3 separate regions of the Homo sapiens genome follow, and regions 2 and 3 are each linked to region 1. The links are chromatin loops, found by intact Hi-C in ENCODE. Cell type or tissue: endothelial cell of umbilical vein. All regions are shown on one strand. Links, peaks and the distances in the headings refer to the core of each region. The heading gives the core; the rest is flanking DNA. Region 1 overlaps BICD2 (BICD cargo adaptor 2). Region 2 overlaps IPPK (inositol-pentakisphosphate 2-kinase). Region 3 overlaps CENPP (centromere protein P).

Region 1 (10,444 bases), core at 2,393-7,392:
AGAGACAGGGTTTCACTATGCTGCCCAGGCTGGTCTCGAATTCCTGGGTTGAAGCAATCTGCCCAAACTACTGTGATTACAGGCATGAGCCAGTGTCCCCAGCCCCTCTCCCCCTTTTTTGGGTCTTACCACATTAGCTAGGATTTCCAGTAGAATACTGAAAAGAACTGGTGACAGGGGACATCCTTGCCTTTGTTCCTCATCTTAATGGGAAAACTTGAGGTCTCTCACCATTAATTATGATGTTAGTTGTATTTTGCTGATGTTCTTTTTATGAAATTGAAGAAGTTCCCCTCTATTCCTAGTTTGCTGAGAGTTTTTCTTTTTAATCATAAATGGGGTTGGATTTTGTCAAATGCCTTTTCTGCATTTATTGATAGGATAGGGTGATTTTTCTTCTTTACCCTGTTTATGTGATGGATTACATGAATTGATTTTCCAATTTTGATACAGCTTTGCATACCTGGGATAAATTCCCCTTGGTCATAGAGCATAATTCTTTTTACACATTTTTGGATTTGATTTGCTAATATTTTGTTGAGGACTTTTGCATCTTTGTTCATTAGAAATACTGGTTTGTCCTTTTCTTTTCTGTTAATGTCTTTGTCTGGTTTTGGTAATAGGACAATGCTGGCTTCATAGAAAGTGTTAGGAAGTTTCCCCTCTGTTTCTATCTTCTGGAACAGACTGTAGAGGATTGGTATAATTTTTTCCTTAAATGTGTGGTAGATGCCAGGCGTGGTGGCTCACGCCTGTAATCCCAACACTTTGAGAGGCCAAGACGGGCAGATCAGTTGAGGTCAGGAGTTTGAGACCAGCCTGGCCCAACATGGTGAAACGCTGTCTCTACTAAAAATACAAAAATTAGCCGGGCGTGGTGGTGTGTGCCTATAATCCCAGCTACTCAGGAAGCTGAGGCAGGAGAATTACTTGAACCCAGGAGGTGGAGGTTCTAGTGAGCCGAGATCGCGCCACTGCACTCCAGCCTGGGCATAAAGAGCGAAACTCCGTCTCAAAAAAAAAAAAAGTGTGGTAGAATTCACTGGTAAACCCATGTGGGCCTTGCACTTATGTTCTGAAAGTTATTGATTACTGATTTAATTTTTTTAATAGATATAGGCCCATTATCTATTTCTTCTTGTGTTCTGGCAGATTCAGTCTTTCAAAAAATGGGTCTATTTCATGTAGGTTATTGAATTTGTGGGCACAGACTTGTTCATAGTATTCCTTTATTATTCTTTTGATGTCCATGTGATCTGCAGGGATGTCCCCTTGTTCATTTCTGACATTTGTAGTTTGTCTTTTTTCTCAATTAGCTTGAATAGAAGTTTTCCATTTAAAAAAAATTTTTACCAGCCAGGTGCGGTGGCTCACGCCGGTAACCCCAGCACTCTGGGAGGCTGAGGCGGGCGGATCACAAGGTCAGGAGATCGAGACCATCCTGGCTGACACGGTGAAACCCCATCTTTACTAAAAAAAAAAAAAAAAAAAAAAAAAAAAAAATTAGCCAGGCATAGTGGCGGGCGCCTTTAGTCCCAGCTACTGGGTAGGCTGAGGCAGGAAAATGGCATGAACCCAGGAGGCGGAGCTTGCAGTGAGTCGAGATCATGCGACTGCACTCCAGCCTGGTTGACAGAACGAGACTCTCAAAAAAAAAAAATCTTTTCAAAGAGCTAACTTTGGGTCTCATTGATTTTTTTTTCCTGTTTCCAATTTCATTGATTTCTGCTCTACTTTTTCTTTTCTTCTGCTTACCATAGATCTAAAATTGTTCTTTTCCTACCTTCCTAAAGTAGGTGTGTATTCATTTTACATCTTTTTTCTTTTCTTTTCTTTTCTTTTTGTTTTTTTTGAGATGGAGTCTCGCTCTGTCACCCAGGCTGGAGTGCAGTGGCGCAATCTCGGCTCACTGCAAGCTCCAACTCCCAGGTTCACACCATTCTCCTGCCTCAGCCTCCCGAGTAGCTGGGACTACAGGCGCCCACCACCACGCCCGGCTAATTTTTTTGCATTTTTAGTAGAGACGGGGTTTCACCGTGTTAGCCAGGATGGTCTCGATCTCCTGACCTCGTGATCCGCCCGCCTGAGCCTCCCAAAGTGCTGGGATTACAGGCGTGAGCCACTGCGCCCGGCCATCTTTTTTCTTTTCTAATATGTGCAACCCAATAGAATACATTTCCCTCAATGCACTGCTTTAGCCGTATTCTAAACTTTTAAGTTGTACTTTCATCTTCATTTAGTTCAAAGTATTTTAAAATTTATCTTGAGATTTCTTCTGTGATTATGTACTATTCAGATTTATGTTGTTTCACCTCCAAGTATTGGGGGACTTTCCAGCTATCTTTCTGTTGATTTCTAGTTTAATTCTTCTGTGATTCTGGGAGCAGACATTTCATGATTTCTTTCCTTTTCAATTTATGAAGGTGTGTCTTATGGCCCAGATATGGTATATCTTAGTGAATGTCCCACGTGAGCTTGACAAGAAAGTGTATTCAGCTTCTATTGGATCAAGCCGTCTAAGTCAATTATATCAAGTTGATTGATGGTGTTGAGCTCAACGATGTCCTTACTGATTTTTTTTGCTTACCGGATCTGTTCATTTCTGATAGAGCAGTGCTGAAGATTCCACCTATAACAGTTAATTTGTCTGTTTTTCCTTGCAGTTCTAAGAGTTTTTACCTTATGTATTTTGGCACTGTACAGTTAGGTGCGTCCACATAAAGGACTGTTGCCTACTTGAGGAACTGATCCTGTTCTCATTATGTAATGCCCCTCTTTATTGCTGATAACTTTCCTTGCTCTAAGTCTGCTCTAAAATAATATAGCTACTCCCAGTTTCTTTGATTAGCATTAGTATGGTATACCTTTCCCCATCCCTTAACTTTTAATTGATACCTATCTTTATATTTAAAGTAGGTTTCTTGTAGACAACTGCTGTGGTTTGAATGTGGTCTGTTCCTGCCAAAACTCGTGTTGAAATTTGATCCTCAACGTGACACTGTTGGGATGTGGGGACTAGTGGGAGGTAGGTATTTGGGTCATAGGAGTAGACCCATCATAAACAGATTAATGCCCTTCTCTGGGGGTGTGTTCTTGCTTGGGTGGGAATAGATTAGTTTCCTTGAGAGTGGGTTGCTGAAATCTGGCTTCCTTAGTTTCTCTCTCTTGCTTCTCCTCTTAATGTGTAATCCCTTTGTACATGCCAACTCTCTGCCATGAGTTGAAGCAGCCTAAGGCCCCCAACAGATGTGGCTGCCCAATCTTGAACCTTCCAGCCATCAGAATTGTGGGCCAAATACCTGAATACCAGAATACTGAGGCCCAGCCTCAGGCATTCATTGTTATAACAACACAAAATGGACTGAGATAACAACATATAGTCTTGCTTTTTCATCCACTTTGAAATTTTTTTTTTTTTTTTGAGATGGAGACTCACTCTGTTGCCCAGGCTGGAGTGCAGTGGTGCAATCTCAGCTCACTGCAACCTCCACCTCCCAGGTTCAAGTGATTCTCTTGCCTCACCCTCCTGAGTAGCTGGGATTACAGGCACGCACCACCACACCCAGCTGATTTTTGTATTTTTAATAGAGACGGGTTTCACCATATTGCCAGGCTGGTCATGAACTCCTGACTTCAAGTGATCCACTCACCTTGGCCTCCCAAAGTGCTGGGATTATAGGTGTGAGCCACCGTGCCCGGCCAACAATCTTTTTATTATCCTTTTTCTTTCTGTAAGGTCATTATTAATGACCCCACTCTCATTCTTGATTTTAGCATTTACACCATTGATGTTTAAAGTGATAACTGATAAGGCTGGATTAATTTCTACCATTTGTTACTGTCTTCTATTGTTGTCCTTATTCTTTGTTTCTACTTTTATTTTCCACCTTTTCTTTTTTGCTTTTTGTGGTTTTAATTGGGCATTTCATAAGTGTCTTAGTCCATTAGAGCATAAAAACAAAATAGACTGGCTTAGAAACATCAGAAGTTTATTTCTTTCTTTGTTTTTTTTTTGAGATGGAGTCTCGCTCTGTTGCCCAGGCTGGAGTGCAGTGGCGCGATCTCGGCTCACTGCAAGCTCTGCCTCCCGGGTTCACGCCATTCTCCTGTCTCAGCCTCCCCAGTAGCTGGGACTACAGGTGCCCACCACCATGCCCGGCTAATTTTTATATTTTTAGTAGAGACGGGGTTTCACTGTGTTAGCCAGGATGGTCGCGATCTCCTGACCTCGTGATCCGCCCACTTCCGCCTCCCAAAGTGCTGGGATTACAGGCGTGAGCCACTGCACCCGGCCCCGAAGTTTATTTCTAGCATTTCTGGAGGATGGGAAATCCAAAATCAAGGTGCCAGCAGACCTGGCTCACTTCTTGGGGCATAGAAAGTCATCTTTTCACTGTAACTTCAGATGGTGGAAGGGAAGAGCAACCTCTCTAGGTTTTGTTTTGTTTTTGTTGTTGCTGTTGGTTTTAAATAAAGACACTTTTCTCATCACGACAGCTCTGACCTCATGACCTAATCACCACCTAAAGGCTCCACTTTGTAATCCTAGCACTTTTGGGGTTAGAATTTCAACATATGAATTTTGAGGGAACACATTTAGACCCCTAGCATTCCACTCTTGCTCCCCTCAAATTCATGTCTATGTCACAAGCAAAATACATTAATTCCATCCCAATAGCCCCCAAACTCTTAAAACATTCCAGCACCAACTCCAAAATCTCCAGTTCAGAGTTTCATCTAAATCAGATATAGGTGAGACTGAAAGTATGACTCATTCTGAGGTAAACTGCTCTCTAGCAGTGAAACAAACATGTTCTGTGCTTCCAAAATACAATGGTGGGATGGGCATAGGATAGATATTTCCATTTTAAAAGGGAGAAATAGGAAAGAAGAAAACAGTGACTGGTCCCAAGTAAGTCTGAAACCCAACAGAGGAAACAACATGAAATGTTACGGCTTGAGAATAATCATTGGCTCAATGTTCTGCCCTCCAGGCCCACTAAGGTGATAGTGCCACCTTCAGGACACAATGTGGTAGCAGCCCTGCCCCGTGGCTTTGGGTGGCCTTGCCCCTGAGGCAGCCATGTGCTTGTGCCTTGCTCCTGCCTCCACAGTAGCTCTGTGCCTGGGTCATGCATCTGAGGCTCTCCTGGAAACCACCACTGGTGACTCTACTGGTCTGGACTCATGGGCCTAGTGGGGGCCCTCTGTAGTGGCCCTTCCCCAACAGTGATTCTCCGTCTCAGCCCCATGGCTCTCTTGGGGCATCCTTTTAATTCTGGGGGAAGGCAGCCATGCCCCCACATCTTTCTACTCAGGGCCCGTGATGGGATGGGTAGCTGTGATGATCTCAGAAATGCCTTTGGGGTCATTCTTCCATTGCCTTAAAAATTAGGTCCTCGCTTCTGTTTATAGATGGCAGACCAATCTTTCTCTTAACACCTGGCTTTCCCTGAGATGGTCAATCCATACTAATCACCTCATCAAAGAGTTACTTGGCCAGACCCTTTCCTCCTGAACAAGGTTTTTCATTTTTTCCAATATGGATTGGCTGAGTTTTCCAAATTTCTGAGTTCTGCTTCCCTTTTGATCAACAATTCTAAATTATCTTTCTTCTCTCATTTTACTATAAACAATTCAAAGGAACCAGGCTGCCCCTTCAACACTTTGCTCAGAAATAGCTCCAGCTAAAGATCTAAGCTTGCAGTGAGCCAAGATCGTGCCACTGCACTCCAGCCTGGGCGACAGAGCGAGACTCCGTCTAAAAACAAAACAAACAAACAAAAAGACCTAATCACTCACAGGGCTACCTGCCGCAAAACACTAGAACACAAACACAATTCAGCCAATTTCTTTGCTGCTTCATAACAAAGATGGCCTTTCTTACTGCTTCCAGTAATAGGTTCTTCACAGAGTTCTCTGTATCTGTCTTTTCAATTTTTGGTACAGTGATTTGGCCTGTGAGCTCACTTCTCTGATAGATCTTTAAAAAGTTGCTTTTTCTGTTTGTTTAGCTTTTCCCTTGTTAGGATGGAGTAATGAATTCTAAGCACCTTACATACCAGCACAGAAACTGAAATTCCTGTTGGAAGATTTTTGATTACTGAGTCAGTCTTTTGTTATATGCCTATTATTTATTTCCTTTAGAGTCAGTTTTGGGAGTTTGTGTGATTCTAGTGATTTGGCATTTCATCAAGTGTACCTATGTTTTTTAGCATTGTTATATTTTCTCATAATCCTTTTTCTTTCTGTAAGGTCATTATTAATGTCCCCACTCTCATTCCTGATTTAGTAATTTGATCATGTTTTTCTTGAACAGTCTAGATAAAGGTTTGCCATTGGCTGTTTATCTTTTTAAGGAAACAACTTTTGGGTTTGTTGGTTTTCTCTCCTGATTTTCTATTTCATTTATATCCACTCTAATCTTTACTAGTTCCTCCCCTCTGCTTACTTTGGGTTTAGATGATCCGATATTGTTGCTACGTAATTGTTCATTGTATGCTTGTACTCCTTAATACTTCTGTAAAATCAGTAGTAATGTCACAATTTTATTTTTTATTTTAGTAACTTTTTTTCTTGTTCTACCTAAAGGTTTGTCAGTTTTGTTTATCTTTTGCCATTTTCCCCCATCCCTATTTCATTTATCGCTGTTGTAATCTTTACTATTTCCTTCTTGCTGCTTGCTTTGGGCTGTTTCTCTTTTTCTAGTTTTTTAAGGTTGGGAGGTTAGGTTATTTTTCAGATCTCTCTACCTTTTGTATGATATCTTCTTTGACTCCTTGTTTATTAGGAAGTATGTTGTTTTATTTCCACATATTTGTAAATTTCCCAAATCTCCTTGTTATTTCTAACTTTATTCCACTGTCACTGGAGACTATAACTTGTATAATTCCAATCGTCTTACATTTATTGAGACTTGTTTTGTTGCTTAAAACGGGTTCTAGACTGGAGAATGTTACATATGCATTTAATATGTATTCTGTTCGGAGTGTTCTATAGATGTCTATTAGCTCTAACTGTCTTATAGTCCTGTTCAAGTATTGTATTTCTTTTCTGATCTTGTCTTGTTTTTCTAGCCATTATTAAAAGTGGGGTATTGAAACTCCCACCGTTGTTGAACTATTTCTCCCTTTAATTTGGCCAAGTTTTGCTTCACATATTTTGGGGTTCCTGTTTGGTGCATATATGTGTATGGCTGTTGTATCTTCCTGGTGAATTGACTCTTATCATTACATGATGTCCTCCTTTGCCTTGCATAATAATTTCTGCCTTAAAGTCAATTTGGTCCAACATTAGCATAGCCACCACCTGTGCTCTTCTTTGGTTACTGTTGTATGGGGTATCTTTTTCCATCCTTTTACTCTTGTGTCTTTCAATCTAAAATGAGACACCTCTAAACACACAGTTGGATCATGGTGTGCTAAATCAATGCAGTTTTTTGTTAAGAAAATCTATCAAAGCTCCATGTGTCTATTGTATGCTTCCACTTACAAGTACAGAAATAGGCAAAAGTGGCCTGCATTGACAGAGTCAGGGAGTTAGCCCTGGGAGGAGCGGGTGCAGAAAACATCAGGACTTCTGGGGGATATCCTCACTTGCCTTTCCTCTGAGTGCTGGCTACACAGTGTGACAGTATTTAGTTTGCAAAAATCCAGTTGGCCAGTGGACACTTTTATTTGCACTTTAATGTATGTGTGCTAAATTTCACAAAAACTTTGATGAAGCAAACCTGATGTGGCATGTCTGTTCTCCTAGGAGGCTTTGTGGGAAGAAGGCAGCCCAGTGACTCACCAGGACTAGCAGACACCCTATTAATTTGTGCTGATGAAGGATAAATACTCCCCAAAAAGCATACCTGAGGGTAGGGGTGGAGAACTTTGGGGTTACTAGTTACATAGCTGTGTTCACTGTGTGCAAATTTGGCCTGTATACTAGGATGTGCACACTTTCCTGGATGCAAATTACACTCTGTTAATAAGTTGGCTTAAAATTATATTCCCCAAAGGACAAAGACCTAGATACATGGCCTTGTGTCCAAAGCACTGGTGATGATGATGACAGTAAGAACCATATTAGCACCAATCATCAATTGAGTACCTGCTGCATGCTGGTACCAAGGGCTTGATGAAGCTTCACAACCACCTATACAAGAGGCACTATTTTGTCCCCACCTAACAGATAGGGAAGTTGAGGCTCAGAGAGCTAAGGCAGCCAGCTACCAAACGGTGGTGATTCAATCATCAGTCCGGCTCTCAAGTCCATGCTGTTGTTTCCAGCTCTAGTAATCTGCCGGGAAGTAGGGGTGAAAACACTGCGGGGAGATGGAAGATGCAGAAGAAATGCAGACCACCCTCTCCCAGAGGGAAGGCTGAGCAGAAGGCCTTTCAGCATGGACTGTCCCCCTCTGCAAGCTCCTGAGACCCCACCCACTCAAGAGGCTGCCGCTCCATCCTTGAAACTGAAGACTGTGTTCAAGGACCCAGAAGATGAGGATGGGGGAGGGCAGACTCAGTGTCTGGATACCTGTGCCAATCAAATACACCACCAGGCAGAAGTGAGCCAGGCCACACTGGGCCATGCACAAGTGTGGGAGTGGAAGGCACAGACACTGTCCCTGTAAAGAAGCCTGCCCCACAGGGCCCTGACGCTTTACACCTCCCTTCTCCTTGAGGTTCTTCTAGATCAGTTCAGGGCTTTCTTTTCAACCTTTTCCAGGAGTTGGACAACTGCCTCTTTTACTCCATCAGAAAGAATGGTTTAAACTGAAAACAAGTCCCAACAGCTGCTACTAAAGCAGAATAGTATCATCAAAGGCTGGAGGTTCTGCAGTGACAGTGAAACTAGGAAAGGTGGTATGGCAGTGAGACTGCAGTCAGATGGAGGGGTCCTGGGGAAGGGGCATGGCAGCAAGACCCTAGCCTGAGACGGCTTTCCAGAGGGAAGCCCTACATGAGTGAAGCCACACAGGCCTGACTGAGGCTGTCGGACTAGGAGGTGGCAGGAGTGTGTCCTGGTATTTACTGTCCCCTTGACTAGACACTGTCCCCTTTTCTCACACCCACAAGCAACCATATGAACGTGCCCACTGTATATTTGTACATATTCCTACAGACAAATGTGATTCCTGGGTTCAGAGAGTGAGAGTTTAGACAGCAAAGGATTCTACATCATCTGAATCCCTGCCTCCTCATCAGGATAGCATAGGCTACTCCTAGTTTTAGTCTATGTATACACAATGTGTTCTTACCAACATGCTGCTGTGGCTTCAAACCTGATGCTGCACTTCAGAAGACCCTTGAGGACAGAGTTATGAGGCGTCAGGGCCCTGGGGGGCAGGCATCTTTCCAGGGGGGGGCATTGTCTGTGCCCTCCACTCCACTCATGTGCGTGGCCCAGTGTGGCCTGGCTCACTTCTGCCTGGTGGTGTATTTGATTGGCACAAGCACCCAGACACCAACTCTACCCTTTCCCTACCCTCATCTTCTGGGTCCTTGAACACATTCTTGTTTCAGGGATGGAGTGACAGCCTCCCCACATATACATGACCCCTCCCCATTCTCCTGAAGGTGGACCCCAGGCTGCTTCCAGTTCCCACTACCAGGGTTACCTGATAGGCTTGTTGCTGTTGTTGTTTGAGGCAGTGGATTTATTGTGCCTTGCTTAAACCACAGTTATCTGGAGCACGGAGTCAGAACAACCACAGAGAACAAACATGTGCTTTGTCTTTTTATTATTCTTTATTGGTCCTACCAATGTGACTCTTTACCCAGGCCCACTGTTCCTATGCGCACTGGCTTTGTAGGCATTCACATCATATGTCTGTGTCCTGAAAATCTCAATTAATTTCTCCTTCCTATTCCTTTTCCATGCTCTGCCTCATTTTCTCAGAAATTGAAGGCATTTGATTATTATTTTTTTGTTTGGGTCTGTGTAAAGGTTCCTTGGCAGGAGAACATGCATATGACTTTAAAATAAAGACCAACATTCTGACACTAAGGTAATGCACAGAAAAAATACAGTACTCAGACATCATTGCAAATAAATACCCCATACAGATGAAGTTATCTCAAATGTAACAATATTTCTTATGAATCAACACTGTAACGGAAGGTAAAAATAGGAGTCCCTACAACTAGGAATAAGAAATGCTTATTCCAGGAAACAGAATTCTTTTATTTTTGTCATTTATATTATTATAATTTTTCCTTTTTTGGAGAAGGAAGGACAGTTTTTCTTCCTCCAAGAGTACCAATTTGACCACTCCCACTAACCTCACTCAGCAAACAAAACAGGATGTAGACCTGGTTTGCTAAGGAGTTTTAATGAGTTCTGTTTCCTGAAATTAACAGTGATTAGTTACACCAAGCAAGAGAAGATATAATGTCTCGCTTTCACATTTGCAAAGAATACTATGGCTAACCCTCATCCCCTACTGCGCATGCCA
Region 2 (10,444 bases), core at 2,305-7,304, 58 kb before region 1:
CACAGGGCAAAAAGGTACAGACACAAGAATGTCCACTGCGGCCTTACTGCTAATAGCAAACCCTGAAACCAAGAGAGACACTCATCAGTAGGGAAATGACTAAATAAATCACAGCCCATCCACTAGTGGGACCAGCACATAGCAAACAATTTATTGAATGAAGAAATGCATAAATGATATGCAGCCACTACCAGAAAGAGGTAGAGTTAAAAGTCACCAAAATTTATTCAAGGAAAAAAGCAACTGGCAGAACAATGGATACAGTGTAATGTCAATTTTGCTTAAAAAAAAAAAAAAGCTTATGTGCAAATATCCATGCATATATCCAAATATGCACTGAAAAAGCCCTAAAGAATATATCACAAACAATCCTCAAGGATTAAGTGAAAAAAGCAATTAGACAAAGTACATATGGCATGATCCCATTTTTGCTTTGCAAGGGTGTGTGTATGCACGTACAGGCATGTAAACATTAGAACATGTGGACAGAGATCACTTCATTTCCACCTGAATTACATGCATATTTTTGTGGGCACAGGAAGAAGTCTGGAAAGATATGCAAATATATCTGACAATATGAGTTACCTGGGAAGGCAGGTAATCCAATTCATGCCATGTCATATGTTACCAGTTATATGAGCAGGTAGTGCTTTATAGTAAAATGTATTTCTTAAACATCTGTCACATATGTTGAAAGTGAATGGTGACCATGAAAATTGCATCCCAAGGGGCATGGCTCACATAACCGTCTTTCCCCTAAGAGCTTAGATAGTAATCACACCACAAAGAAAAGAAGGGGTGATGTTGGTGAAATAGTGGAGCAATGACCTCCAGAAATTCTCTCCTCTGTAAAGGCAATCAGAAAACTGGTTAAAAAAAAATGTCAGAATCAAAAAGTTTTGAACTCTGGAAATTGACCATAGACTTGCAACAATCCAGGAAGCATTTATTCAAGAAAAACAGCTAAATCTAAGCAAGATCAGTGAGCTTGTTGGCACTTTAAATGCCCTATTCCCATCCCTGTATCTCTAGCTCCAAGGTTCAGAACCTTGAAAATGAACAGCCGCAATCACAGTGAAAACCAGCTGCCCAGCAGCCACAGAGGACGCAGATGAGGGCAGGACATCTCCAAAGCCTCGTTCTCAGACAATCACTTATTTGACCTGTCTCTGGGTTCCCGGAAAGATCACACTTGCAAGCGTTCCCGGAAAGATCACACTTGCAAGGCTGTCTTCACTGACCTGGCTCAGAACTCACCCGTGCAGGAGGCCTTTTCCCCATGGGCATTTGTCAAAAACATTTAGAGGCAATTGTTTAACTTCATGGTTTCCTTGGAAGGAAACCCACTAGCTGCCCACTAAGCTAACTGAGCAGACTTTATTGGCCACATATGACAAAGAATACAGACTTCACAAAATTAGCGCAGAAAAGTCCCTAAACAAACAGTAACAACTACAAGAAGCAGCAATAAAAAATCCTGGAGAGGGAGTAGAATCTAATTCCAGAGGGGCCACATTATATTATTTCAAATGCCCACTTTCAACCTATCATCACAAAACACGCAAAGAAACAAGAAAGTATTGCCCATATACAACAAAAAAAGCAATCACTAGACTGCCCTGAGGAAGCCCAGACACTGGACTTACCAGACAAAGACTTCAATCAACTATTTTAAATATGCTTAGAGCTAAAGGAAACTAGGGACAAAGAACTAAAAAGAACAAGGAGAATAATGTCTCAACAAATAGAGAATATCAATAGAGAGGTAGAAATTATAAAAAGGAACCAAAAAGAAATTCTGGCTGGGCATGGTGGCTCACACCTATAATCCCAGCATTTTGGGAGGCTGAGGTAGGCAGAGTGCCTGAGCTGAGGCGTTCGAGACCAGCCTGGGCAACATGGTAAAACCCTGTCCTACAAAAAATTCAAAAACTAGCTGGGCATGGTGGGGTGCGCCTGTAGTCCCAGCTACTTGGTGGGGGCTGAAGCAGGAAGATGGCTTGAGTTCAGGGAGTCAAGGCTGCAGTGAGTCATGTTCACGCCACTGCAGTCCACTCTGGGTGACAGAGCAAGACCCTGTCTAAAAAGAAAAAAAAAGAAAGAAAGAAATTCTTTAGTTGAAAAGTACAGTAACTAAAATGAAAAAGTAACTAGAGGGGCTCAAGAACAGGCTTGAGTAGGCAGAAGAGAAAATGATTGAATTTTAGGATAAAGACCAAGAGATCTACACCTAGACACACCATAATCAAACTGTCACAGGACAAAGCCCAAGAGAGAATCTTAAAAAGCAAAAAGAGAGAAGTGGCTCATCCCATACAAAGCACCTTCCCTAAGATTAACAGCTGATTCCTCCATGGTTTCATTAGAAACCATGGAGGCCAGGAGGAGGCAGGATCATGACATATCCTCAGTGCTAAAAGAAAGATTGCCATCCAAGAATTCTATATCTACCAAGACTATCCTTTGAAAATGAAGGAGAAATTAAGACATTGCCAAATAAACCATAACTAAAAGAATTCATTGCTAGAAAACCTACCCTACAAGAATTACTAAAGGGAGTCCTTTTGGCTGAAATAAAGGATACTAGATAGTAACTCAAATCCACAGGAAGAAATAAAGAGTATCAGTAAAGGTAACTACATAGGCAAATATAAAAGAAGGTATAAACACATTTTGTAATTCTTGTTCCTCTATATAATTTAAGAGACAACTGCATAAGGTAATAATTACAAATCTGTATCACCCAGAACATCATGTAGAAACATCTAATTTGTATCCCAATAACAGCACAAAGGTTGGGGGAGGGAGCAAAGCTTTAGAGGAGCAAAACTTTGTCTATGATTGAAATGGAGTTGGTATTAACCTGAACTAGACTGTTCAGGTTATTATCTTAAATTAACACTCAGAGCAACGAGGCAGAAAGTCAACAAGAATGAAGGCTTGAACAACACTATGAACCAACTAGACCGAACACATCTATAGAAAATCCACCCAGCAACAGCAGGTTACACATTCTGCCCAAGCAAACATGGAACAGTCTTGAGGAAGAACCTTATGTTAAACCACAAAACAAGTCTCAATACATTTTAAGAGTGAAATCATGCAAACAATGTTCTCCAAATACAGTGGAATGAAACTAGAAATCAGTAACAAAAGAAAATTTGACTCACAAATGTGTAAAAAGTAAACACTCCTAATTATCAGTTCGTCAAAGAAGAAAGCAAAAGAGAAATCAGAGAATGAATTAAGATAAAATGAAAACACAACATACCAAAATGTATGGGATGAAGAGAAAGCAGTTACTTAAAGATTTATTAGAAGAATGATCTTAAATGAATAACCTAACTTTCTACAATAAAAAGCTAGAGGCCGGGCACGGTGGCTCACACCTGTAATCCCAGCACTTTGGGAGGCCGAGGCAGGTGGATCACGAGGTCAGGAGATTGAAACCATCCTGACTAACATGGTGAAACCCCGTCTCTACTAAAAATACAAAAAATTAGCCAGGCATGATGGCGGGCGCCTATAGTCCCAGCTACTCACTGCACTCCAGCCTGGGTGCAGAACGAGACTCCGTCTCAAAAAAAATAAAAAAATAAAATTAGAAAAAGAATAACACACTAAGCCCAATCCAAGCACAGGGAAGGAAACAGTAAAGATTAAAGTGAAGACAAATGAAATAGAAAATGGGGGAGAGGGGAGCAGAAAACTGAATAAAACCAAAAGTTGTTTCTTTGAAAGATCAACAAATATGACACAATCCTGTGGCTAGACCAAGGAAAAAGAGACAGAAACCAAATTACTAAAGTCAGATATGAAAGAAGGGGACACTACTACTGACCTGTATGCCATCACATTAGATGAAAATGGACAAATTCCTAGTAACACACAACTACCAAAAAAACCCACTCAGGAAATAAGAGAATCTCAACAGATTGGTAACAAGAGACTGAATCAGTAATCAAAAATCTTCTAACAAAGAAAATCCCAGGACCAAATGCCTTCACTAGTGAATTCTACCAAACATTTCAAGAAGAATCAATACCAATACTGAAACTCCTTCAAAAAACTGGAGAGTGAAAAGAAAATAATTCCTAACTCATTCCATGAAGCCAGTTATTACACTAGTACCAAAGCCAGACACCACTAGAAAACTACACACCAACATCCCTTATGATTCAAAAACCCTCAACAAAAAACTAGCAAACTGAATTCAGCAGCATATAAAAGTATTATACACCATGAGCAACTGGGATTTATCCCAGAAATGCAAGGTTGGTCCAACATGCGAAAATCATGTAATATACCATATTCATAGAAAGAGGAAGACACCTTGCTTTGAAGTGATAAAAATGTCAGCAACTAGATAGAAGTGGTGATTGTACAACCTTGTGAAGAGACTAAAACTGAATTATATATTTAAAAGAGTGAATCTGGTGAACACGGGCCGGGCGCAGTGGCTCACACCAGCACTTTGGGAGGCCAAGGCAGGTGGACTGCATGAGTCCAGGAGGTGGAGGCTGCAGTGAGTATGATTGCATCACTGCACTCCAGCCTGACAGGGTGACAGAGACCCTGTCTCTAAATTTAAAAAATAAAAAAGTTGAACATGAATCACTTTGTGAAATAAAATGTCAACTAAAAATATCCATATTTTCTTTTACTCTTCTGAAAACTGTGTGTGTCCATGCCTCAGCCCAGATCCCCAGCGTGCAGCTAGAGTAGCCCACAGCTGGGCATTGGCTCTCACCTTGAGGTGCTGGTGCATGCAGTATCGACAGACCTTATGCTTCATCTCATGCGTGACATCACTCGAGAAAGGAATAAACCCACATTTTGGCTGTAAAATAAACAAATAAGGAGGAAAAATATTTAGGAAGAAATCACATACCTCTAAATAGACATATCACTGACTACAAGATAATGAGTGCAGCAAGATAATTAGGCATAAATGGCCCCAGAAGCTGTTTTCATTTGCACCTCCCAGCGGGAACAACACTTCCTGCATCAGATCACACAAACATCTCCGCTAGAGGACCCACGGCCGGAACTCTCACTGGGGAGGGTCAGTGGTGCCTCTGCACTAGCTCAACACAAGCACAACACACAATAGCTTCATGCTTTCATTCAAGAATGTGACTGCAAGCCTCTAGTAGTAGAGATGGACCCAGGACTCCCAGCTCCAAGAATCGGAACCATTGTTCCCACTGACACTAGCACATGGCCCGACAGAGGCCCATCTGATAGTTGCTAGGCTCCCAGAAGGTCAAGGAAGCCCCAGTGCCCTCTAAAAGCTGCAGCCTCTGAGCATACACCACACGCAGGCCTGTGCTGAGCCTCGGGCACTGGAGATGGTGGCTGGGGAAGCAGAACATCCACCCACAAGTGAGGAGGATCAGGAGGCATGAGCTCAGGCCAGGAGTGTGACCCAGAAATTGCTGCCTTAGAGTTGGAGGAGGGGAACAAAGGCCAGGGCATGTGAGGCAGCTTCCTGAGGGACCCTGACAGCCACCCCCGACATGGGAAGCAGAGAGCTGAAGCAAGGGGGGCCCTGGCCCATCCAGCCCCCACTGCCTGGCACCAGAGAAATTCAGGACTCCTGGCCATGACACACCAGTGCCTCTGAGGGTCACACTGGCCTTTGTGCCTCCAGGAAAATTCGTCCTGAGCAGGACAAAGAGAGCTCCCCAGTCTACAGGGCAACCTGCAGATGGGGCTCCTGCAGCACAGCAAACAGCAGCCAAGCACCAAGCAGGCATGGCCAGCAGGGAGGGGCACAGAGGAAGAACCCAGAGGACCCTGGCAAGCTGTGCCCTCTGAGGAAAACGGGTCAGGGGGACCCAACGCGCTTCCCTCTGGTGACCCTCAACCAGGGCTTGTTTTAGCCCAGGCATGCAGGGTGGGTGGGGTCTTCTATCATGAGCTACCAGGAATGAGCCTAAACCTGGGATCTGGGAGCCATGGCAGGAACCAGAACGCAGGTGGGGGCTGTGGAAGGACAGAAACAAGTGGAGTTTCCAGGAGCCAAGGGTGCCTACCACTCACTTCAGTGGGAACTGGAACCCAAGGCACGTGACTCTTGGACTTACTACCCAAGACTGACCTTTCCCCTTTACCCACACCATCTGCCCCTCGACAGGTCACCTTAATCTCTACACACAGAATCGGCCGGTGCTCTGCAAAGCGGTAGGTTTGGAGTCTGGTTAAATTAGGAAGGCACATAGCGTAACCACTGAGAGTATCCAGGTCCTTGTCACAGCGAGACTCTGGAAAACAGAGCAAGGGTCACACAGAGCAAGGTCAGTGAGAGAGATGAGATGATCCCTGCCCAAAACAGGCCCCGCCTTGTCCCTGGTTCCAGGGGGCATCTCTGTACCTGATGAAAACCTCATGTCTCCCTGGGGATTGTGGGACACACACAGTAACAACGTGGTTTAGGCCAGGTGAGGTGGCTCACACCTGTTATCCCAGCACTTTGGGAGGCCAAGGCAGGTGGATCATGAGGTCAGGAGTTCGAGACTAGCCTGGCCAACATAGTGAAACCCCGTCTCTACTAAAAATACAAAAATTAGCCAGGCATGGTGGCACGTGCCTACAGTCCCAGCTACTCGGGAGGCTGAAGCAGGAGAATTGCTTGAACCCTAGAGACGGAGGTTGTGGTGAGCCGAGATCGTGCTACTGCACTCCAGCCTGGGCAACAGAGCAAGACTCTGTCTCAAAAAAAAAAAAAAAAAGGCGGGCACGGTGGCTCACACCTGTAATCCCAGCACTTTGGGAGGCCTAAGTGGGCAGATCATGAGGTCAAGAGATCAAGACCATCTTGGCCAACATGGTGAAACCCCATCTCTACTAAAAATACAAAAAATTAGCTGGGCGTGGTGGCATGCACCTGTAATCCCAGCTACTCGGGAGGCGTAGGCAGGAGAATTGCTTGAACCAGAGAGGCAGAGGAGGTTGCAGTGAGCCCAGATTGTGCGCCACTGCACTACCGCCTGGCGAAGGAGCAAGACTCCATCTCAAAAAAAAAAACAAAAACAAAAACAAAAAATAACTTGGTTTATGTAGGGGGTAGCTTCACGCCTTATGGTATCGGCTCAAACTCTGGAGAGGCTGGAGACTGCAGTCAGCCACACCGATGGTCAGCCATGTCGATGTGCCTGAGCCCCAGTGAAAACTCTGGACAACAATGCCTGGTGAGCTTCCTGGTGGGCACACTCCATATGGGAGAGTGAATACTGCCCACACCACCCCTGAGGAGAGGACCCAGAAGCTCATGCCAGGTCTCTCCTGGACCCCACCCCTGCACCTCTCCCCTTGGCTGGTCCCATCTTTATCCTTTTCCTGCAATAAAACATAACCATAAGTAAAACAGTGAGTTATGTTGGTCCTTCTAGCGTATTATCAATCCTGAGGGTGGTCTTGGGGATGGTCCCCTAATTCCACAACACCCTTAGCCCAGGAACTTGAAGAGGAGGGGGCTGCAGGCTCTACCTTCTCTCACATCTAGGCCCTTCCCAGTCCCCAGTGCACCAATATTTCCCCAGCACCAGATCTGCTGGAACCCGTGGTGTGGACAGAACCAAACAAGCCTGGGCTCCAGGCACCCCAGGGACAGGCTTTCCTCCTTTAACATAATGAGCCTTACTCCAAGTCTGGTTTTTATCACTGTGGTGTGATAAACCTCCCACGGTTGTTATGAAATGGCAGGCTGAGCAGCAGAGCAGTTGCAGACAGCACCCTGGAGCCGGGCTCAGACTGCATTCACCGAGAGGAAGAACTGGAGCCTAGCCACTGTCCTGTGGCGTTCCCGCCTCCCCAGCCTTTCCTGCAGTGTGAAGCCCATTCCTCCCTGCCCCAGCCAGAGACTGCAGACCCAGAGAATGGTTTGCTTTCATTTTCCAAATCAAATCAGGAAAAAATTTTATACTGGCTAATTCCACACCCTCATTGCCTGGCTGTGCTCCGGGCAGAGGCATTTCCACCCTCAACTCACGAAATTTATCTCTTTGATCACTGACTGAAAAAAAAGGTTTGACCTGATTCCTGTCATAAGGCCACCAGCAAGTGCAGAAAAGGGAGTGGGTGGGGATGGAGGAGAAAGGGAGAGGCGAAGGGATGGGAGGGGATTGGGGAAGGACAACATGAGGATGGGGAAGGTGATGCCACAGAAGGCCCTTGGATTCCCTGTTCCTCAGAAGGACACAGACCTAGCCTAGACTCCGGTTGGGGACAGCTCCCTGGGCTGCAGACCCTCCTGGGCCAGGCCCTCCCTCCTGAAGCTCAGGTCACCTCAGTTTCCTTTTGCCTCTCCCAGGCCTCTGGGAACCCTTCCCGTTCCTAAGTCTGCCCCAGACCCTCCACCTCCAGCTCCTCCCTCATGTTGTTTTCTGTGGTATTAATTTGTTCTTTTTTGTTCGTTTGTTTGAGACGGAGTCTCACTCTGTCACCTGGGGTTGGAGTACAGTGGCGTGATCTCAGCTAACTGAAATCTCTGCCTCCCGGGTTCCAGCGATTCTCCTGCCTCAACTTCCCAAGTAGCTGGGATTACAGGTGCCCGCCACTACGCCCAGCTAATTTTTGTACATATATATATTTTGTTTGTTTGTTTGTTTTAGTAGAGAAGGTGTTTCACCATGTTGGTCACGCTGGTCTCGAACTCCTGACCTCAGGTGACCTGCCTGCCTCAGCTTCCCAAAGTGCTGGGATTACAGGCGAGAGCCACCGCACCTGCCTTTACTGGTTCTTCATCACATATTCTGTGCAGTGCTGTGGTTTTCTGATACAGAGAATTGTATCCATGAGCTCCCAGGATTTCTATCCCTGATAATGAAGTTTCTGGCAAAAGAATTACTGAAAACTGGCTGGGCACGGTGGCTCACGCCTATAATCCCAGCACTTTGGGAGGCCGAGGTGGGTGGATCACGAGGTCAGGAGATCAAGACCATCCTGGCTAACACGGTGAAACCCCATCTCTATTAAAAATACAAAAAAGTAGCCGAGCATGGTGGTAGGCGCCTGTAGTCCCAGCTACTCGGGAGGCTGAGGCAGAAGAATGGTGTGAACCCGGGAGGTGGAGCTTGCAGTGAGCCGAGATCGCACCACTGCACTCCTGCCTGGGCGACAGAGTGAGACTCCGTCTCAAAAAAAAAAAAAAAAAAAGGATTACTGAAAAATGCATATACCTAACATGGGTAATCATTTCAAACACTTTTCAAATGGAATATTTTAAATTACAAACAATATCTGTAAGTTAAACACCCTTACCTGGTCTTTCAGATTGTATCTTTAAACAAAGCTGTTTCACAAACTCTAAAGGTAGCTGAACGACCTCCTGTAAGAAAATACATGAAATTCTCAGTGTGAATTGCACAATGACATGAACACAATGCCACAGAACTGCATGCCTAAAAACAGTTGAGCTGTTGGTTTTTATGTTATGTGTAATTTATAATATTTTTTAAAGTTTATTGCTTAAAAAAAAATCAGTGTGTGGATTTTGGGAATAAAAGCTGCTCTATTATTTTCAGGACATGTCCAGGTTAAATAGAGACACCAACATTTCACTGCAATCAGGGTGGCCAGCTCTCAGAATGGCTGGGCCCACGGTGGTGACCAGCCTCAAAGCCAGCTTCTCTCGCCACAAAGCACCCCTTCCGAGCCCCCTTCTGGTCTCTACAGCATTTATGGACCCAGAGCAGTTCTTAGACCACATGGAAGACCCTTACTGACCACTCAGACAACCTGAGAACCTCACGCTTCCACCTGAGGAGCAGGTCAGCATCTGAAGAATCACTTGTCTCAGGAAGATGGCCTGTGCCTCCTCAGCCCTGAAGGACGTGGTATAACCAATGCCCAGCACTGCCCTCCACATGGCTCTTCTGTGCAGTTTCCCAAATGAAAGGTTTTTATTTAAGCCACATTGCTTACCATCTTCCCTGTCCTCTCGTGTTTCTAGGGTGGCAGAATTGTGACTTCTGAAAAAGTCCCAAACGGACACAGGAGATCTGCTAGGCTAAGAATGCTGGGATCCTGCCCACAGAGATCATGCCTTCCCCACCCTGCGCCGTCACATCCATGCCCCTCCACCACCACCCCTGTCCATTCCCAGTCGGCTGTGCCAGTTTCACTTCTGATTTGTCATTTACCTAAACATGCTATAAATTAACAAAATATGACTTACTATAAACTTAGTACAGAATTAGGTAAGGTGACACAATGGACAAGAGTGGGGAATGTAAACATTCGAAAATTTGTAAATTGAAGCCAAGAGCGTTGGCTCATGCCTGTAATTCCAGCACTTTGGGAGGCCGAGGCTGGTGGATCACAAGGTCAGGATTTCAAGACCAGCCTGACCAACATGGTGAAACCCCGTCTCTACTAAAAATACAAAATTAGCCGGGTGTGGTGGCGCACGCCTGTAGTCCCAGCTACTCAGGAAGCTGAG
Region 3 (5,000 bases), core at 1-5,000, 200 kb before region 1:
CCCAAAAGCAAGTGAGCAGACACAAGAGCCAGTTTGAATGGCGACCATTGTCCAGATGACTGCAATTGATTGAAACATAACTGCTTACATGAAAGCCTAAGTATATATTGATTCACCAGAAAAAGAGAGAACCCTAAAACAAAATAAAGCAAAAACATTCAGGCTCCAACTTCTTACTCCCACTGGTGGTTTAAAGGAAAGAACTGAGCTTTTTTCTTTCCTTTCAAAGTGACAAAGCAGCCCTAGTTGATGAGCAAAAAATTTTTTACAGAGGAATTCCAGCTAATGAGCATGAGAAGCATGGCAAAAATAGAAATTCATCATTTTGTTACCTCTAATGAAATAAGAATTCAAACAACATTCATCTGTGAGTGAAACCATTGGTTCAATGATGGAGGAGTAAATTTGTCTTAGGAGATACCAGGCTGTGACCACTTCAATCCAGTGATCAATTTTAGAATCAAAAAAGGTGGGACAAACATTAGACGCCTTCTGATGCAATGCAGTATGAAGCATATGGCACAACCTGTGAAGTATTTTTGCCAAAAAATTTTGAAACTGAATTTTACAAAGTCTTCCCAAACCCCCATCTCTTCCTCCAGTACCTTTAAAAACACGAACTTTTCTGTGTTTTTGTTTTGTCTTTGTAGGCATTTAGTTTATTTGGACTTTTAGAGAAGGGGAAAGACTAAGAGGCATAATTCTCAGGGACAGAACAACAAGGTTATTGTCTCCCTCACTGCCAATGATAAAGACCTTACTAACAAAATATTCTGGATTAATTCTCAAGACACTCATGCCATCTAGGCAGGAGTGATGATTCAGTATATAAGCTGAACACATGCAGAAAAATGTGTTCCCAAAAGTAGGGAAAGTGAGTCTTAATAAATGTATTCAGAAATCTGACTTCAGAAAAAACTAGATAGAAGCAGTTTTAATTTTAGCATATATTTACGTTTTATGCTTTATAGATTAGTTTTATTTATTTATACATGGAGGTAGGAGTAGTAACATAATCTATTGCTTTGAAGACTCATTTGAACCTCTCTCTAAAGTTCTAAGTGTTATATATAATAATCTGTTAATCTTTTTTTTGAGATGGAGTCTCACTCTGTCACCCAGGCTGGAGTGCAGTGGCACCATCCCGGCTCACTGCAACCTCTGCCTCCCAGGTTCAAACAATTCTCCCACCTCAGCCTCCTGAGTAGCTGGCATTACAGACACGCACCACCACGCCCTGCTAAGTTTTGTATTTTTAGTAGAAACGAGGTTTCACCATGTTGGCCAGGCTGGCCTCAGACTCTTGAACTCAGGTGATCCGCCCGCCTTGGCGTCCCAAAGTGCTGGAATTACAGGCGTGAGCCACTGCACCTGACCAAAAGATGTTTTAACTATGGAAATTTATAAACATGTGCAAAAGTAGGAAAAGCTTATAATGAATCCTCACATACCTGTCATCCACCTTTGGTAATTACTAACATTTGCCAATCTTGTTTAATCCAACCCCTTAGCACCATTTTTTTTTCCCTTAACGTAAATCCCAGAGATCATGTCATGGTTGTTTTATCATATATTTTGCCAACCAAAATTTAAACAGATACTTGAAAAAGCCAAAATTTACCGTATCTTGTTGTTGTTCAGCCTCAGAAAATGTAGTGCTTTCATTTCTTGTATCCCAGGTGGTATAGATTTTAAGTCATTGTGATCCAGAAATAATTCTCTCAGAGAATGATATGCCCCATAGAAGGAGACACGGTCCATGCCATCATCAGCAAGTTTGTTAAATGACAGGTACAAGTATTCCAGGCCTGGTTCCATGTGGCCAAACACATAGCCAGGGATCCGTTCAATCTGGTTCCCAAGGAGTACTAGGTGCAGCAAGGACTTGGGTAGATAGGACGGGACGTGATAGAGCTTGTTGTAGGAGAGATCAATGGATTCTAGATTTCTGCAGCAAAGAAAAAAGTAAACAGGGTAGGGACATCAGGATGGTGATCATCAGCTCTAAATTTTGATAAGGCCAGTCTCGATGCTGGTCCATTTTCCTATAAGCACCCAGTTTGTAGTGATGATTCCAAATAGGAACTTTTCCAGGTATAGCCAGCCCTAGTCTCTTGCACCAAGCTGCATGTCCTTACCAGGGTGCCATACTGCCTCCCAGCTATGTGAGTCCATGCGAGAGGAGCATCAAAGACTAGGAGGGAAAAACTCATATCCCTAGAGGCAATACTGAGGCCCAAAGACTAAAATATCTGTACGGTTGATGCGTTGAATCCAAAATGAAATCCCGTGAATCCCAGCATGCATCTAAATGCCTATCTGTAAAGTTGTCTCTGGTTCCAGCAAGGAAGTTTGGTTTGTTTTGGCTTGTTTTGGTTCCCCTTCCCCTACATTTTCATTCCACATTTGATTTGATGACCTGGCACACCTGGGACTTGAGGCGAGCCTGAGGGAATCTAGAAAATGCTGTTAATCATCTAGAAGATCTGGGGAACGTGGTGAACTCACTGGCTTGTTTCAGGAACCCCACCTGAGTCTCCTAAGGCTTCTGCCCCACGCCCTCTTTTCACCTGATGAAGACTTCTCTGCCTACAGTGGGCTCAGTGCCACATGCTGCTGAGCCCAATTGGCCTCTCCATCCTGCTTCTGAATGACACGTGTCCCAGGCTGTGCTACTTAGGCACATAGTTCCAGGACACGCAATCCCAGATCCCAGTTGTCTGCTGGATTTGCTGCAGGGCTTGCTTCTGACTCCCTCCCCCTTCACTGAAAGCTATAGCCAGAGGCTGCTGATTCTTGTCCAGGAAGACAGAGTCTACTTTTGGCCTGCACTGTTAGGCCAAGCATTCTTCAGTCTATTTTGTAAGAGTTGAGGTGAAGAAATAGTTTGGAGAAAAGAAGGCTGTGTAGTGTAGGAGAACAGGCCTGGGCTCTGGAGCCTGGTGCTTCCACCTAATGATGATGAGGAGAAGGAGTATGGCAGATTTCTTTCTCACTGTGTGCAGGGGAATAATCCTTCATTCAAACCTCCTGACAACCTGTGAGGTAGACAGAGCTAGAGTGGCATTTGACCACTAGTGGGCAGACCTCGAAGTCAGACAGCTGGGGCTCAGTTCTTGCTAGCTCAGCACTTGGCATATGATAGGGTGTCCAGTATGCAGTATGGTGACAACAACAGTAGTTACTGCAATAATCCTAACACCAGTCATGCAGCGCACAGGTTGGAAACTGCATGAAGTAGCCCACTTTGGGGATAGGGTAAGGGTTCACTAAGAAACGATTCTGTCTCCGAGCCCTTCAGTATCGTCACCTCCCTCACTTATCCCATTCCCAGTTTCCATACTCTGTTTAATAATAGCGAGAGGAAGAAATAGTTCAATAAAATTTAAATTGTAGCATGTACTTACTCTTGATTTATCCAGGCTAAAGGAGCAATCCTATTTTCTTCAATTTTGTTATAACGTAGTACAATGACATTGATCTTTCTGGTATGATTGAAACAAATTTCAGTTATTTCTTCAATTTGGTTATTTTCTAGGTATAATTCCTATAATTAAGAGAGAAGACTATTATTTTTCTTTTGTGTTAGTTGATACGTTCAATTTCATGGAGACTAAAATAGTGACATAGACTATTATCATTAGTATTATCTAAAGAGTCTTACTGCTCTTTCAAGTAAGCTCATATTTTTAAGTTGTCTTTTTTTTTTTTTTTTTTTTTGAGACAGGGTCTCACTTTGTTACGCAGGATGGAGTGCAGTGGCACAAACATGGCTCACTGCAGCCTTGACCTCCCAGGCTCAAGTGATCCTACCACCTCAGTCCCACAAGTGACTGAGACTACAGGTATGCGCCATGAAGCCTGGCTAATTTTTGTATTTTTTGTAGAGACAGGGTCTCACCATGTTGCTCAGGCTGGTCTCGAACTCCTAAGCTCAAGTGATCTACCCGCCTCGGCCTCCCAAAGTGCTGGAATTACAGGAAAGTTGTCAAATTTTATAACTAATTAGTAAAATAAAACACACTGCCATGGTTATGGAATCAAATGAATTTTATTTAAAATGTATTAGCTATAATATGTTGCAAGAAATGGCATACCAAAATAATTATACAAGGCTCTCTATTTTATAAAACTTATTCACATAAATTATCTCATTTGGGCTTAAAAACTCTGAAAAGTAGACAGATATTTTAATCTCTACTTACCAGTGGAGTTAAGTTGGGCCTGGAGAGACAGGGAAGCCCACCCGTGGTTACATGACTAATGCTGAGAGGGGCTTGTCCTAGCCGAGCCTCCAGCTCCCAGGCTGCCTGTTTCCTACTATTTCATGTGGTCTATAATATTTTAGGCTCATGTTTTTAGATTTGCTTTTGTTATAATTAATTAAAGTTAATTAACAGCCTTAATTTACAACCAAGGAGAAGTTTTCTAGAACTGTTAATAAGTTTTTAATAGCTAGCTGCCTTCAAGTTAAGTTTAGTTGGCATTAGAGGGAGTTTTTCACTAAAGGATCTGCATTATAAAAATTCTCCTTGTTCTCTTGTTAGAATTCAGAGGTAAAACTGGCATATATCTTTAGTGTCACCTTCTATTCCACCTGTGAGAATTTCCCTCTTTGTTAATTTTGGTATTTGTTAGAAATTAGTAAAACAATTTTCAACTTTTTGCTTTTACCTGCATATGTATTTAGGAGGTGAGCTAGATCAGTAAGAGACTAGTCAAATAAATCCTGGCACACCTGTCCATATGTTGAAAACTCTGCAGCTGTAGGAAAGAATGACATGAGACAGCCTTGAGGCTGCATGGTTAAGTGAGGCAGGTGTACAGCAGTGGCTTTAGAAGGATTTGTAGTATGTGCCACGCATTTGTGCGCTTGTATGCCCAGTGCTTTCCAGACTGGTAGGAGTGGATCCCTCTGGAGAGAGAGAAGTCAGTATGGGAAGCTCAGGCTCACAGTGGGGCAGATTGCTCTTTTGTATTATCCTCATTGTGTATGTATG

What was found. A loop is a pair of places that touch in the nucleus more often than their neighbours do. Peaks named below come from ENCODE experiments on the same cell type or tissue, not always from the same donor. Only the 100,000 strongest peaks of a DNase experiment are listed, where the experiment ranks them.
Region 2: it touches region 1 in a loop (2.4-fold over the local background); 4 of 110 quality-filtered maps call a loop at or near these places.
Region 3: it touches region 1 in a loop (21-fold over the local background); 2 of 110 quality-filtered maps call a loop at or near these places.

Annotation. Positions count from the first base shown.
Region 1 is chr9:92,701,650-92,712,093 of GRCh38, forward strand. It overlaps BICD2 (BICD cargo adaptor 2), which reads right to left. Exons shown (of 7, transcript NM_001003800.2): 7 at 9,714-10,444. Among named protein-coding and RNA genes, the nearest start is that of IPPK, 37 kb to the left of the region's middle. In endothelial cell of umbilical vein, for the core only: a CTCF peak has its summit at 5,033 (motif pointing left); no DNase peak of the experiment used is centred there; H3K27ac peaks cover 1,017 bases.
Region 2 is chr9:92,643,309-92,653,752 of GRCh38, forward strand. IPPK (inositol-pentakisphosphate 2-kinase) reads right to left here. Exons shown (of 13, transcript NM_022755.6): 4 at 9,265-9,331; 5 at 6,145-6,266; 6 at 4,751-4,840. Among named protein-coding and RNA genes, the nearest start is that of IPPK, 22 kb to the right of the region's middle. In endothelial cell of umbilical vein, for the core only: no CTCF peak of the experiment used is centred there; no DNase peak of the experiment used is centred there.
Region 3 is chr9:92,499,106-92,504,105 of GRCh38, forward strand. All of the region lies in intron 5 of CENPP (centromere protein P), which reads left to right. It overlaps ECM2 (extracellular matrix protein 2), which reads right to left. Exons shown (of 10, transcript NM_001393.4): 8 at 3,408-3,547; 9 at 1,622-1,948. Among named protein-coding and RNA genes, the nearest start is that of ASPN, 19 kb to the left of the region's middle. In endothelial cell of umbilical vein, for the core only: a CTCF peak has its summit at 3,063 (motif pointing right); a DNase peak (open chromatin) is centred at 3,086.